2 separate regions of the Mus musculus genome follow, and region 2 is linked to region 1. The links are chromatin loops, found by intact Hi-C in ENCODE. Cell type or tissue: left cerebral cortex. All regions are shown on one strand.

Region 1 (2,500 bases):
GCCTGGAGAGGGTAAAATTCCAAATCTGAAGGGGAGGGGAGGCAGCAGAGATGGAGCTTCTAGAAACTCCCTTTCGAGTCACCAGCTGGGCTGTTTCAGACCTCCCGCACAGCGCCTGGGAAGAAGGTGCGGGGACACATCTTCAGAGCGCAAAGCCCACCGGAACGCAAAGTGTCCGGGTGGCGCCGCCGAATTGCAGTCTCTGTCTCTGCTCACAGCACTGCCTGGACTCTGTGACCCCTCCAGCGCTGGAGAGCAGCCAGAGCAGTGTGGCTTCCAAGGCGATGACAGAAATTATCTCAGAGGATTTTAGATTCTGGGTGGCTTTGCCTCCCTTCCAGTTTCCCAAGGCTTTGTAAGTAAATCAACAGATTCAAGGTTCCTAGCTTTAGAGGCATCATCTTGGGCAAACCGGCTCTTTCCTGGTTGGTTCCACGTATAGCCTTTCTCATCTTCACAGTCTCCTCTGATTAGCTGCTTGGGAGATGAGGCATTGCAGATTCTTGGGACCCAGGGGTACCAGTCACCAAGGACAGGGAAAGAACTATGTGCCTCATCTTGCTATTTCCAGAGTTCAGGGAATTGCAGGGATTCCTCTGAGGTCAGAAGACCCACACAGAGTCATAGCACAAGCACACACAATGCAGTCTTACGTAGATGTCCACGCGTGTGCGTGGATATTTAAGTAGCTTAGGAGCTATATGTATGCAGAGCCCATCCTGCAATGACTCGTAAGCTCTGCACCCAAGCAATATCTTCAAGTTACCCTGACCCTGCTCACACCAGGCAGAGAAAAAAGCATGTGCAGAAGATAAGGAGAGAAAAATAACCTTAAGAGCTCTGCTCTTTTCCTTAGAATCTGGAATTACTTACCAGGATTTCTGGGATGTTCATACATCTAATAGGCTGTAACATGGTGGCTTTTGGAGGTGGGCCTTTATCAACAAGAAAATACAACATAAACCCAAAACGACAGTTTTGATTAGGCAAATCACTGATTTTGAGGATGGGATGGTAACAGCACTGAATTTCTTGAATATTAAATAGGTGTGAGATGGGCCACCATGTAATCAAGAATATCATTTAACAACTAATTATTTCAGAGCACTCTTAGTGATGTGTGTGGCAGGCAACTTTGGCCGGTAGAAGTAATGTATGTGAGTGAGCTACCACTGTATGAAAATGTGGCCACTCGAAAGATTCAGGATGTAAGACTTCAGGAACTAAGACTAAGAACAGGAACAAAGAGCATAGCCATGGGCAGGCAAAGACTGGGTATTTGTGAGTTATGTGGCAAATGAAAAGTGAGTGAATAGACTCTCCCGGTTCAACTTTGAGAACCCAAGGTACTTTCTGGAAAGATACAGAATATCCAATCCTGGCTCCTTTAAGATTGTTAGCAACTAGCTTCTCTGTTACTGAAGCAGCCTTCTAATGGACAAGGGTTAGAGCTGAAGTAATCGTGAGATTTTATTTTGAGGATCCTGTGTAGTTGGGGGGAGAGGGGGAGATTGAGGATTGCCTGTCTTCCAAAGAAGATATGAACATGTAAAATAGTAAATCCTTATTTCTATGTTTTTTTTCAGCAACTAACATACAAAATCCAGATATTTTCCTGAGATTTTAGAATCGTATGTAGAAAGAAAACCACAAATAAACAGAAAACCCAGGAAAGAACTTTACCTTCCATACATAGCAGGATTTGTGAACTGTGAAGAACACAAGAGGTTACACGTGGGGCTAAGTAGGGACCACTCTTGAAAATAAAGTGTTCCTCCTTTAAACAACAAAGCCCAGGTTTATATTGCCAGACTTGAGGGAGTGATGTTTGAGGAGATTCGGGACTGAAAAGTGAGATGACTTCACTCTAATGAAGAATCTTAAATATTAGCATATATATTGATGGAAATGCTCCTGAGACTAGAGCAAAAATAGAATAAGAAAAGGAGTCTAGCATGGCTGCTCTCCAAGTGGCCCGGACCAAAGATTAGTCAGACTCAGATACCTACACATAACCAATGGACAGAAGACTGGGAACCCTGTGGTTAAATTAGGGAAAGACTGGAAGAAGCTGAGGAGAAGGGCGACCCCATAGGAAAATGAGCAGTCCCAACTAACCTGGACTGCTGAGATCTCTCAGACATTGAGCCACCAACCAGGCAGCATGCACAAGCTGATATGAGGCTCCAGACACATACACAGCAGAGGACTGCCTGGTCTGGCCTCAGTGAGAGAAGATGCACCTAACTCTCCAGAGACTTGCGGTTCCTGGGAGTGGGGAGGCCTGGTGGTGTTGAGGGTAGGGGTGGCAACATCCTCTTGGAACCAGGGAAGGAGGAATGGAATAAGGAACGGTTCATGAAATTTGGTCCTTAAAAATGCTCTATAGCATTCACAGGCTGGACCAACACCCATGGCACACATGTAGATATGCAGCTCCACGAGCACCCCTCCCCCAACAATGGGAGCAAGAGCTGCCCCTCCAACTGTAGCCTGACTG
Region 2 (2,500 bases), 280 kb before region 1:
AAACAAACACCCCAAATAAACAAAACCCAACCAAACAACAACAACAACAAAAACAAACCAAACAAACCATAACCAAAACCAAGATGAAAAGAAACAAACAAAAATCCAGGCTTGGTTACATGCATAGAGCTAGGGAGATAGAGACAGGTAGATACCTAGGCCCCTGGCACTCCCTATTAAACCACCCCCTTTGGGGACCTCTGAGACAAACAGAGATATCTAAAATGAGGTAGACAGCTCCTGAGGGATGACACTTACTCTCCTCTGCTCTCTACATAGTCACACCCTCAAACACATCGGCACCCCCACATAAGTGCATCCACACATATGTGAGCATGCATGAACACACAGAGGCACACAAAGACCTTCAACCTAGGAGTTTAGAGAATTTGGGGGTTTAGGTGGGAGGGCACCGTTGAACTGATAGCAGAAAACAGTTATTGAACCAAGAATAACAACAGGGAAACACGCGTTTTATTTGTAGATGATTTTGCCATTTGTGACATTGATTTCAGAAGTCGCTTGAATGTTTTCTTTAACAGTGGACTGTTGCTTTGGAGTAAATATAGAACACAATGAATTTCTGCAATGTATTTGGCTTTCTTCTTTATTGTATATTCAGATCTTGGTTTTCTTGGTCTTGGGTATGTGTTTTCATTGAATTGGCAGTGAAAAGAGTATTAAATATAATTCAAGTACAGACTTGTCACACAGATCATTTCCCCTCTGCTATCATGTGTGTGTGTGTGGGGGGGGGGATCAAAAAGATGTTTTTTCAATGCTTAAGGGATTAAGGTAGTCTTGAATAACTATAGGTTTCCACATTGGGAGACAAGGAAGAGGAAGAGGGAAGGGGAAAGAGAAGGTGGAGATGAATCCTTTGTTAGAAGAAAACATATGTTAAGGATTCATTTTTCAAACCCACCAACCACAAAAGGTTAAATGGCTTAATTGCTTCTCTGTATCTCATTCCTTTCAGTTATTTATATCAAGGTACATTTTTAAGTAATGTCACCATATTTTCTTTTCTCTTTGTGGGAGAGAACAAATCTAAACCACGTTGGATAGTTGGTTTTATTGAGGTTTTAAGAGTGTTTTTTGAGTGATTCACGGTAATTTAAATCCGTCTACAGAAATCATCCATGCTGCTAAATATTCAGCCTGTAATTTTCTCCCTTTGCTGGATATGGGAGCATATTTTTATGACACTGCGCTGCATGCCTCAGAATTGTGAGCCTTCATAAGCCAGCCCAGATCCTTCCCACGCTACAAAAGGCTGCTTTTGCAGTGGAGAAAATAGAACACAAAATTACTTAGTAGGTAGAAGAAGTGGGCTGTGGTGAGCAGAGCCGTTGGGCACAAGGAAAGCTGGAGCTCAGAATTACATGCAGTGTCAGGGAAATCTCCAGGACACTGGCCTAACCAATTAAACCTCCCCAGTTTAGGAAATTGCTGTTTCCATGGGATGGTTTGTGAGCGAAATTTTTGTATATACCGATGGAATGTTGGCTTGGGAGCTCTGAATTCTCTTCATGGTTTCTTAGGGTTCTGTTGTGTAGCATCCCATATTTTATTTTTAGACAATTATCTTCTTTTTGTCATTGTTGTGAACTTTAAAATTATCTATTTAGCCATCTAACATTGATGAGCTGGAAAATACACACACACACTTCTGTATATGTATATGTGTGTGTGTGTGTGTGTGTGTGTGTGTGTGTATACATACATACATACATACATACATATATATATATATATATATATATATATATGATTAAAATAAAAATAGATGTTAAAAACATACAGAGCATTATTTTGGATCATTTTATTTTTGCACTGGCTGGTTTTGTGTGTCAAATTGACACAGGCTGGAGTTATCACAGAGAAAGGAGCCTCAGTTAAGGAAATGCTTCCACGAGATCCAGCTGTAAGACATTTTCTCAATTAGTGATCAAGGCGGGGTGGAGGGCCTAGCCCATTGTGGGTGGTGCCATCCCTGGCCTGGGAGTCTTGGGTTCTATAAGAAAGCAGGCTGAGCAAGCCAGGGGAAGCAAACCAATAAGTAACATCCCTCCATGGCCTCTATATCAGCTCCTGCTTCCTGCCCTGCTTGAGTTACAGTCCTAACTTCCTTTGGTGATGAACAGCAATGTGGAAGTGTAAGCTGAATAAACCCTTTCCTCCCCAACTTGCTTCTTGGCCATGATGTTTGTGCAGGAATAGAAACCTGTCATCTAGGTACAATTTATTTTATCCTATCATAGAGGTGAAAATTATCTATCTAATTAAACTTTCATTTCAGGGAATTTCTTGTTTCTTTATTTTTGTGTACCCGATTAACCATAAAATGTGAGCCCTTTATTACTTGACTCAAATCATGCCTGGCATGTTTGGTACTTTGGCAGGACTACTCTGCTTCTGTGGTTGTGTTTTGTTTTATTTTAATTTTATATTTTCTATTTCCTCACAGGTGAAAACAAAGTAGAAAAATGGTTAGTTA

What was found. Peaks named below come from ENCODE experiments on the same cell type or tissue, not always from the same donor. Only the 100,000 strongest peaks of a DNase experiment are listed, where the experiment ranks them.
Region 2: it touches region 1 in a loop (3.0-fold over the local background); 3 of 42 quality-filtered maps call a loop at or near these places.

What each region holds. Positions count from the first base shown.
Region 1 is chr3:117,572,761-117,575,260 of GRCm38, reverse strand. Plppr5 (phospholipid phosphatase related 5) reads right to left here and starts at 34. Exons shown (of 6, transcript NM_029425.3): 1 at 1-34. In left cerebral cortex, no CTCF peak of the experiment used is centred here; DNase peaks (open chromatin) are centred at 131, 416 and 1,176; H3K4me3 peaks cover 1,017 bases; H3K27ac peaks cover 1,140 bases.
Region 2 is chr3:117,847,818-117,850,317 of GRCm38, reverse strand. The region is part of intron 1 of Snx7 (sorting nexin 7); the gene reads left to right. Among named protein-coding and RNA genes, the nearest start is that of Gm52614, 6.8 kb to the left of the region's middle. In left cerebral cortex, no CTCF peak of the experiment used is centred here; a DNase peak (open chromatin) is centred at 1,263; H3K27ac peaks cover 1,403 bases.